Linked DNA regions of Homo sapiens: region 1 is linked to region 2. Evidence: read pairs that join two places in POLR2A ChIA-PET (ENCODE). Cell type or tissue: Panc1. All regions are shown on one strand. Each heading gives the region's core, and the rest is flanking DNA. Links, peaks and the distances in the headings are about the cores only.

Region 1 (5,372 bases), core at 304-5,303, 210 kb after region 2:
GTCAGTGGAAAGGGAAGCATAAGAAGTTTCTTTTGAGATGATGGAACATTCTGTATCTTGGTTGCTGCAGTGCTGGCTATACATGAATCTATGCATGTGATAAAATGTCATGGAATTATACACAAAGACAAACAAAAATGAGTGCATGCAAAGAATGGTGAAATCAAGCAAGGTCTATAGTTAGTTACATCGCTTTCCTGGTTTTGATAAGGCACAATGGTTACGTAAGACGGCACCACCAGGGGAAGCCAGGTGCTGGCTGCACCAGGCCTGTCTGTACTATTTATGTAACTTCTTGTAAGTCAATAATTCTTTCAAAATAAAAAGTTTATAAAAACGGAAAAGCATCTCTGGCCATATTGTCCACCTGGTCATCACCTAGTGGCACCCACTGGGCCATAAAGGATGAAGTCCATTCTCCCAGCAGGGCACAGAGCCCTTCATGGGCTGGCCCTTTCTTCTGGAATGACATTTGCCATCTCTCTTAATATACCAAGCCCTGCTCTGAGACTGGCAACGAAACAAGAATATCCACTCTTGGAGGACACAGGGGGCTGTACCTCACTCACAGCTCCAGTTCTACCCGGCAGGGCCTCTCTTGTTGATACCAGTGGGTCCCCTCCTGTACTGGCCTGAGGAGACAGTCATCTGCTTCTGATGCTCTTGCCCAAGCCAGACAAAAGTACCTTTCCCTACAACACTGCTGGACTGAAGACTTGAAAAAGGACGGCTCCAGTGCTCTGAAAACCAAAGAGTCACTGGCTCAATGTGCTCTACTGTCCACCAGGCGATCTGGCTGCACCCCAGGGGCTCCTCTACAGCCCTTCCACGTCTTGTCCCACCGCAGAGGCTGTCTCACCCCAGGACCCAGGACTATCCTTGGGCCTGAGGAACAAAGACTATCAAGACTTTGCAAATGTTCCAGGTGCAAATGTTCCACCACCAGGTGCTGGGCCGTGCGTGTTGCACATGTCATTTTATAATGGTGAGAAGTTTCTGAGGTAGGCGTGAATTCCTAACTTTACAGATGAGCACACTGAAGTGAACCACTTGCCCAAGATCACTTTATAGGAAATGGCAGAGCTAGGGATTGAACTCCAGCTGTCTTCCTTTTCGTGTATCAGCTCATTAATGGGTATCTTTTAAACACCTTTTTTTTTTTTTTTTTGACGGAGTCTTGCTCTGCCGCCCAGGCTGGAGTGCAGTGGTGCGATTTTGGCTCTCTGCAAGCTCCGCCTCCTGGGTTCACGCCATTCTCCTGCCTCAGCCTCCCGAGTAGCTAGAACTACAGGCGCCTGCCACCATGCCCAGCTAATTTTTTGTATTTTTATAGAGACAGGGTTTCACCGTGTTAGCCAGGATGGTCTCGATGTCCTGACCTCGTGATCCGCCTGCCTCGGCCTCCCAAAGTGCTGGGATTACAGGCATGAGCCACCGCACGTGGCCTCTTAAACACCTTTTATGTGCCAGGCACTGTGCATACGATGGTGAGCAACGACAGAGTCCCCACCATTCTGGGCTTATAGTATCATGGCAGGGAAGTCCAGACAGCAATAAATAATCATGATATATGAGGGTAAAATGACAAATTTAGATAAGAGAAGCATATGGGTCTTTGATGATGTGTAGCAAACAACGCTGACCTAGCTGGGCATTGGAAGGAGCTGCCCAAGGAAGTTACCTGAGCACAGTGCTAAAAGATGACTAAGTAAAGGGAGAAGAGAACTACAAAGAGAACACAGCACATGCAAAGGTCCTGGGGCAGAGGGAGTGTGAAACATTTGTGAAATCGATGGGAGGCCAGTGTAGCTGCAGTCCAGAAACCAAAGAGCATGTAAGGCACAGGACCGAGCAAGTGTTCACTGCAGCCAGACTGTGTTCTCAGAGCCTTGTGAGTATTGTCTCATGGCATCTTCACAACCACCTGCTGCTATTGCATCCCCATTCTCCAGGTGAAAAAACTGGGGCACAAAGGAATGAGTCAGTTATCCAGAAGCATCTGGCAAGGGCAATGTGGAGCTCACATTTGAATCCAGGGAGCCTGACTCCAGAGCCCATGCTCTGAGCCACTGCCTCACACTGGTTCACGAGAGAAGGCAGGCCATGCTGAAGCTTGGTCTTTTCCTTAGATGAGAGGAAAGGTTTTTAGGCAGGGTGATAACTTAATCAGACATGTGTTTTGAAATGAGGCTGGATGCAGTGGGGGCAATGAGGACGCGGGATGGGGAAGGGGGCTGGGAGCTGCTGCAGGGTCCAGGCCGGAGATATTAACCCCTTAGACCAGGAAGGGGCCCTAGTGATGGAGAGGGGTGGATCAGACAGGAAGGACTAACAGATACAGATCGGGCATGGAGGCAGGAGAGACAGATGAGATGGAGGGAGCAGGCCACATTCCCAGGTTTCTGGCTCACCTGACTCGGGGGATGATGGACCCTTTGCCTGGGACAGGTAAAACCCTGGAGGAGTACAAGGTTTGGGGAAAATCACAAATCCAGTCTTGGGCTGAGGACCGTCCCAGAGCAGATGTCAGGTTGTCAGAGGACACCAGGATTGGGAGCTTAGAGAGCAGTCAGGCCAGGCACTATGGATCAGTGAGTCACTGATGCTGTGGGTGTAGCCAGTCTCATCCAGGGAGGGAGGACAGCAGAGGAGGGGTGGACCCCAAGGACTCTGCTTGTACTGGCTGTGCAGCAGAGAATGAGACACATGGCCCGAGGTGGGAGGAAAATGAGGGGAATCTGCAAGCCAAGAGAAAGGGAACATTTCCAAGAATGGGGTGGTCAGCAGAGGATAGGGTGCCACTAAAAAGGCAATTAATACACAGACCCCCAAATATCCAGCAGCTATCAATGGGAAATCATCAGTGAGTTTAGGGGAAGAAACTCAGTGGTGTGATGTGGGCGGGGGGTGGGGTTGAGAAGCGAACAAGAGAAGCGGATGGATACCGTGAGTTTAGATGACTTCTGAGAAGTTTGGCTGCAAAGGGGAGGAGGAGGAGGATGGTGGCAGCTGCAGAGAGACGTGGGGTTGTAGGGGGTTTCAGAGAGAGGCACTTCAGCGTGTTCCCGTGGCAAGGGGAAGTGGCCAGTATGATGCAGTGGATACCATGGGTGCTGCTCAGATGCCCTCTTCCAGCACTGAGCGATGATTTCCCAAAGGACAGGGAGGGTCAGCAGCCAATAGCACTCATCTGAGCCTCTCTCCAGGATGTGTCCTGGGCTGAAGAGAGCTGCTCTGCCCAAATCCATGCCCTCCCTTCTCCCACCTTACAAGGCAGCCCATATCCAGTGGCCTGGCCCCCTGGCCATAATGGGACACAAGACTGAGGCTGTCCCAGCTCCAGGGCTTCCCATGGGGTGGCTGAGGCCTTAGAAGGGGCTGTGCCCCAGCTCAGCTTCTCCCTCAGCCACTCCTGCTGGCTCCACCCCTCAGGCATTGGTCCCGAGATCACGCCCAGCAAGCCCCCTGCCAACGTCTCTGTTTCCTGGGACATTCAACCTGAGACAGCAGCTAAATAGCAAGAAGAGGGGCCAGTGATCATGGATATTTCCTGAAAAAACAGATGAGCTGTACCCTGGAGAAATGTCTGCTCTGAGGTACCGAGGAAAGGAGGCCAGTGAGGCCGTGGTGAGGGAGGGCTGAGCTTTGTGATGGGATGTTAAGTGTGTCCACCATTCCGGGAGGTGGAGGTGGGTCACCTGTTGAGAGAGGGAAGGCTGGGAGGGCCAGGGGTTGGAGGGAATGAAGACCCAAAACAATTGTTGCAGAAGGCGAGAGGGAACAGAAACCCTCAAACATAGCTGGTGGGAGATTGTGCAGCTATAGAAAACAATTTGATGGTTCCTCAAAAGGTTAAAGGTAGAGTTACCTTTTATTCCAGCAATTTAATCCAGCAAACTCCTGGAAAATAATTAATAAAACATGAGTCATAGACTGAGTGTTTGTGCCTCCCACCCCATTAATATGTTGAAGCCCTAACCCTCAATGTGATGGCATCGAGGTGGGGCCTTTGGCAGGTGATTAGGTTCATGTGAGACCATAAAGGTGAGATTAGTGTCCTTGTAATAAATGGAAGTGACTGGAGCTCGCTCTCTTTGTGCCACTTAAGGACATAGTGAGAAGGTGGCTGTCCGCAAGCTGGGAAGAGAGCCCTTATCAGAACCTGACTGTACCGGCCCCTTACTCGAACTTCCAGCCTCCAAAACTGTGAGAAATAAATCTTCTGTTGTTTTAGCCACCCAGTCTATGGTATTTTGTTATGGTAGCCCTAGCTGACCGAAATGATATGTCCACAGAAAAACTTGTACGTGAGTGTTCATGGCAGCATTATTCATATTAGCCAAAAAGTGGAAAAAACCCGGCTGGGTGCAGTGGCTCACATCTGTAATCCCAGCACTTTGGAAGGCCAAGGCAGGTGGATCACGGAGTCAGGAGTTCAAGACCAGCCTGGCCAAGATGGTGAAACCCCATCGATACTAAAAATACAAAAAAAAAAAAAAAATTAGTCGGGTGTGGTGGCGGGCGCCTGTAATCCCAGCTACTCGGGAGGCTGAGGCAGATAATTGCTTGAACCTGGTAGGTGGAGGTTGCAGTGAGCCAAGATCATGCCTCTGCACTTCAGCCTGGGAGACAGAGTGAGACTCTGTCTCAGGAAAAAAAAAAAAAAAAAAAGTGGAAACAACCCAAATGTCCATCAATTGACACATGGATAAACAAAATGTGATGTATCCATACAATGGAACGTTATTTGACAATAAAAAAGAATGAGGGCCAGGTGTGGTGGCTCACGCCTCTAATCTCAGCACTTTGAGAGGCAGAGGCCGGAGGATTGTTTGCGCTCAGCAGTCCGGGACCAGCCTGGGCAACATGGTAAGACCTTGTCTCTACAAACAATACAAAAGTTAAGTGTGGTGGTACACGCCTATAGTCCCAGCTACTTGGGAGGCTGAGATGGAAAGATTGCTTGAGCTTGGGAGGTGGAGGTTGCAGTGAACTAAGATTGCACCACTGCACTCCAGCCTGGGTGACAGAGTGAGACTCTGTCTCAAAAATAAATAAATAAATACAATAAATACAATAAAAAGGAATGAGGTAATGATGCAGGCTATGACCTGGATAAAACTTGCAAACTTCTGTGAGCCCACAGCCCAGTGGGAAGGCCTGGCCACGGAAGCACAATCATATCCAGTGAGCTAAGTGTGATGAGAGAGACACACGCATGAGATCTGAGGAGGGTGTAGGGGGCAGGTGTGAGCTGAGGCTTGGGGGAGGAGGAGGAGGAACTGGCCAGGGGAAAGGGAAGGAGGCAGGAAGACTGTTGGCCCAAAAGTATCGAGGCAAGAAGCAACCTGGAGTGTCCCGGGGCAGCGTGG
Region 2 (5,372 bases), core at 299-5,298:
CATTCTGGATATTCTGGTGGTAGAGCCACGAGGGGAAAACTCTCTGGTCTCTTGGTGTCTGTACCTGAAACACACAGACTCCCCGAGGGTGCTGCTGTAGAGGGAGCACTGGACCAGGAGTCCTGAGCCCTGTGATCCATCCCAGTTCTTCTTCTCACTCAGGGGCTCTTTTTCTTCATTTGTTCAAAGGGTTGGGAGGTGGCCTCAGGCCAGTTTAGGATCCTGCATCCTCCAGGACCCATCCCTGGCCAGGGGGCTTCTACCTGGAACAATGCTGCCTGGCCAACCACCCCGTTGATCTCCTGCCTCCTCCCTGTGAGTCCAGGCAGTGAAGGTGGAGCCAGGGGACAGTGTGATTAATACTGTGGGGTTTAGGGTAAGACACAGGAGATGAAGAAACTTGAGCTCAGAGAGGTTGAGAAACTTGCCCAAGGCCACACAATTCCTGCCATACTGGAGCCTTAGCCGGTTCTCTGATTGTAGTTTGAGCCCTTGACCACCTTAGTCTCCTATCTTCAAAGAGATAAAGTAAATTAAAGGCTTAGCCAAGTGCCAGCTGTGTGGGAGGTGTGCTCAGATGGAAGCAGCCATACATTTTACGACTTCCAGGACATTGTGTAATCATGAGTAGCTCTATTACAAGGTGGTTCTTGGGAGTTCTCACTGTCTCCCTCCCTTAACTTTTTTCTTTTTTCTTTTTTTTTTTTTTCTTGAGACAGAGTCTCGCTCTGTTGCCAGGCTGGAGTGCAGTGGCGCGATCTTGGCTCACTGCAACCTCCTACTCCCTGCTACTCCCTGGTTCAAGCAATTCTCCTGCCTTGGCCTCCCGAGTAGCTGAGATTACAGGCACAGGCCACCACGCCCAGCTAATTTTTGTATTTTTAGTAGAGATGGGGTTTCACCGTGTTGGCCAGGATGATCTCGATCATGAGCCACCGCTCCCGGCCCTCCCTCCCTTAACTTTGGGAGCAGGTTTCCTCTCTGCCCTCTCTACCAGCCTCTCTAGGAAGACAGCTTTTTCTTTCTTTCTTTCTTTCTTTCTTTCTTTCTTTCTTTCTTTCTTTCTTTCTTTCTTTCTTTCTTTCTTTCTTTCTTTCTTTTCTTTCTTTCTTTCTTTTTTTTTTTTTTTGAGATGGAGTCTCGCTGTGTCACCCAGGCTGGAGTGCAGTGGTGCAATCTCGGCTCACCGCAACCTCTGCCTCCCAGGTTCACTCCATTCTCCTGCCTTGGCCTCCCAAGTAGCTGGAACCACAGGCACCCGCCACCAGGCCTGGCTAATTTTTTGTATTTTTAATAGAGATGGGGTTTCACCATGTTAGCCAGGATGATCTCGATCTCCTGACCTCGTGATCCACCTGCCTCAGCCTCCCAAAGTGCTGGGATTACAGGCATGAGCCACCACGCCTGGCCTTTTTTTTTTTTTTTAATTGAGACAGAGTCTCGCTCTGTTGCCCACGCTGGAGTGCAGTGGCATGATCTCGACTCACTGCAATTTCTGCCTCCTGGGTTCAAGCAATTCTCCTGTCTCAGTCTCCTGAGTAGCTGGGACTACAGGCGCCCGCCACCACGCCTGGCTAATTTTTGTATTTTTAGTAGAAACGGGTTTTTACCTTGTTGGTCAGGCTGGTCTTGAACTCCTGACCTCAGGTGATCCACCGGCCTCGGCCTCCCAAAGTGCTGGGATTACAGGCGTGAGCCACTGCGCCAGGCTGAGGACAGCCTTCGTGGGGGCTGGGAGGGGGCCCTGGACCCCGAGCCCTTCAGGCAAGTGGATGTGTGGGAAGCATTGTTTTTCTTCCCCCTCAAATAAGGAGATTTTATTGTTCCTCCCCGCATCCCTTCAAACTGTATTTATCCATATTTTCATGGCTGAACCTCCACCCTTGCCCCTCAAAGAGGAAGTCTTTTGTGGAGCCAGAGAAAGGAGGGGACTGCTCAGGCCTGGCCTGTCAGGGGGACAGGCTGCACAGCTGACACCCAGTTGGCCACTGTGTCCCGGCGGCTTGTGAGCATGGACATTCCAGAGACCACCTGCCCCAGAAGCCCCCTCTAGACCCCGTTTAAGATGGAAAACCCCAGACGAGCCCTCAAGGCACCTGCTGTGTCCTGCCTCAGGGCATCCATGACAGGTCCCTCTCCTTACCTGATGCCTCAGGAGGATGTGCTCAAGGAGACTAAGTCATGAGATGGACATTGTGACCCACGTGAGCCTCAGTCAGCCATGTGGTGACTGCTTTGCCACAGTTTGAGGACCTGGACAGGCTCCCTCGTGGCCCGTACCTTGAGCCGAGCCCTGTGGCTGCCGGGCTGGCAAGTTCCCAGCCTGAGGACCACGAAGTCCCCAGGCCCCACATCCTTAAGGGCTTGACCTCCATGCCTTTGCTTCTCAGCACCAGCCAGCTGTTTCCCTCTTGAGCCTCTGAGAAAGAGGATCTTTTTTCTCTGGGCCCCTGGTCCCACTGTCCTCACTTGTAATTCACATTAGTTGTGTTTGTTGCCACAGGTCTATACCCTTCCTCCCAGGCTCTCTCCTGAACAACCCTGGCTTCCCTGGCCTCCCCAGGCAGCAATCCCCTGCTCCCTCTCCTCCCCTCTTTCCCTGAGCTCCAGATTCTAGCAGATTTTAAAAATTATTGTTGTAGGCCGGGCGCGGTGGCTCACGCCTGTAATCCCAGCACTTTGGGAGGCTGAGGCAGGCAGATCACGATGTCAGGAGATCGAGACCATCCTGGCTAACATGGTGAAACCCGTCTCCACTAAAAATACAAAAAAAAAAAAAATTAGCCGGGTGTGGTGGCGGGCGCCTGTAGTCCCAGCTACTCAGGAGGCTGAGGCAGGAGAGTGGTGTGAACCCAGGAGGCGGAGGTTGCAGTGAGCCGAGATTGCACCACTGCACTTCAGCCTGGGCAACAGAGTGAGACTCCATCTCAAAAAAAAAAAAAAAAATTGTTGTAGGCTGGGCATGGTGGCTCATGCCTGTAATCCCAGCACTTTGGGAGGCTGAGGCAGGTGGATCACGAGGTCAGGAGTTTGAGACCAGCCTGGCCAAGATGGTGAAACCCCGTCTCTACTAAAAATACAAGAATTAGCTGGGCGTGGTGTCAGGCGCCTGTAATCCCAGCTACGCAGGAGGCTGAGGCAGGAGGCTTGAACCCAGGAGTTGGAGGTTGCAGTGAGTTGAGATGGCACCACTGCACTCCAGACTGGGCAACAGAGCTAGACTCTCTCTCTCTCTGTCTCTCTCTCTCTCACACACACACACACACACACACACAAAATTATTGTTGTAGTCTTAATTTTTCCAAATGGCTATACAGGCCGGGCATGGTGGCTCACACCTGTAATTCCAGCACTTTGAGAGGCCGAGGCAGAGGGATCGCTTGAGGTCAGGAGTTCTAGACTAGCTTGGGCAACACAAGGAGATCCCATCTCTACTAAAAGTAAAAAACAAACAAAAACAAATGGACTGGGCACAGTGGCTCACACCTATAAGCCCAGCACTTTGGGAGGACGAGGCAGGTGGATCACTTGAGGTTAGGAGTTTGAGCCCAGCCTGGCCAACATGGTGAAAGCCCATCTCTACTAAAAATACAAAAATTATCCGGGTGTGGTGGTGCACACCTGGAGGCTGAGGTGGGAGGATCACTTGAACCCAGGAGGTTGAGGCTGCAGTGAGCTGTGATCGCGGCACTGCACTCTAGCCTGGGTGACAGAGTGAGACCCTGTCTCAAAAAAAAAAAAAAGATTAGATGGGTGGACAGATAGATGTGCAGATATAGACACAGATATAGATGTGTTGGAAAGAGACATGCGAGATACTCATAGACGTTAGCTAATTCAACATCCTAGCTTTAGGCTGGATTAAATATCTGCCTAAATCTATGACTCTCTCTTTTATTTTTCTTTTATTGTTAGAAATATACATTATATATACATTACATAAAATTTGCCATTTTAACCATTTTATTAATATATATTTTTTGAGACAGTCTTGCTCTATCGCCCAGGCTAGAGTGCAATGGCACGATTTTGGCTCACTGCAACCTCCACCTCCCCGGTTCAAGCAATTCTCTCACCTCCGACTCCCAAATAGGTGGGACTACAGGCATGCACCACCATGCCCGGCTAATGTTTCACCGTGTTGGCCAGGCTGGTCTCAAACTCCTGACCTCAAGTGATCTGCCCACCTTGGCCTTCCAAACTGTTAGGATTGCAGGCGTGAGCCACCGCTCTCAGCCCATTTTAATCGTTTTTGTTTGTTTGTTTTTTGACACAGAGTCTCACTCTGTCGCCCAGGCTGGAGTGCAGTGGCGTGATCTCGGCTCACTGCAAACTTCACCCCCCGGGTTCAAGCCATTCTCCTGTCTCAGCCTCCCGAGTAGCTGGGACTACAGGCGCCCGCCACCACGCCCAGCTAATTTTTTGTGTTTTTAGTAGAGACGGGGTTTCACCGTGTTAGCCAGGATGGTCTCGATCTCCTGACCTCGTGATCCGCCCGCCTTGGCCTCCCAAAGTGCTGGGATTACAGGCGTGAGCCACCGCGCCCAGCCAGTCATTTTCAAGTGTACAATTCACCCCGGGCATGGTGGCTCACGCCTGTAAATCCCAGCACTTTGGGAGGCCAAGGTGGGTGGATCACGAGGTCAGGAGATCGAGACCATCCTGGCTAACACGGTGAAACCCCGTCTCAAAAAAAAATTAAAAAATGAAGTGTACAATTCAGTGGCATTAAATACATTCAAATTGTTCTGTAACCTCGCCATCATCCATCTCTCTTCATCTTCTCAACTAAGACTCTATACACATTAAACAATAACTCATCATTTCCCACGTTCTTCTAGCCCCTGAATACCACCATTCTACTTTTCCATTTTTAAAAATTATTTATTATTATTATTATTATTTGAGATGGAGTCTCGCTCGGTCACCCAGGCTGGAGTGCAGTGGCACGATCTCAGCTCACTGCAACCTCTGCCTCCCGGGTTCAAGCAATTTGTCTGCTTCTCAGCCTCCTGAGTAGCTGGGGCTAGATGCTCGTGCCACTACGCCTGGCTAATTTTTGTATTTTTAGTAAAGACGGGCTTTCACCATGCTGACCAGGCTGGTCTTGAACTCTTGACCTCAGGTGATCTACCCGCCTCAGCTTCCCACAGTGTTGGGATTACAGGCGTGAGTACAATTCACCCCGGGCATGGTGGCTCACGCCTGTAAATCCCAGCACTTTGGGAGGCCAAGGTGGGTGGATCACGAGGTCAGGAGATCGAGACCATCCTGGCTAACACGGTGAAACCCCGTCTCTACTAAAAATACAAAAAATTAGCTGGGCGTGGTGGCGGGCGCCTGTAGTCCCAGCTACTCGGGAGGCTGAGGCA

Evidence for each region. Peaks named below come from ENCODE experiments on the same cell type or tissue, not always from the same donor. Only the 100,000 strongest peaks of a DNase experiment are listed, where the experiment ranks them.
Region 1: POLR2A ChIA-PET joins it to region 2 with 6 read pairs; 8 of 35 experiments call an interaction of 5 or more read pairs at or near these places.

Annotation. Positions count from the first base shown.
Region 1 is chr17:45,386,153-45,391,524 of GRCh38, forward strand. No RefSeq gene overlaps it. Among named protein-coding and RNA genes, the nearest start is that of ARHGAP27, 44 kb to the right of the region's middle. In Panc1, for the core only: no CTCF peak of the experiment used is centred there; no DNase peak of the experiment used is centred there; H3K27ac peaks cover 2,388 bases.
Region 2 is chr17:45,175,848-45,181,219 of GRCh38, forward strand. No RefSeq gene overlaps it. Among named protein-coding and RNA genes, the nearest start is that of HEXIM2-AS2, 7.0 kb to the left of the region's middle. In Panc1, for the core only: no CTCF peak of the experiment used is centred there; no DNase peak of the experiment used is centred there; H3K27ac peaks cover 1,130 bases.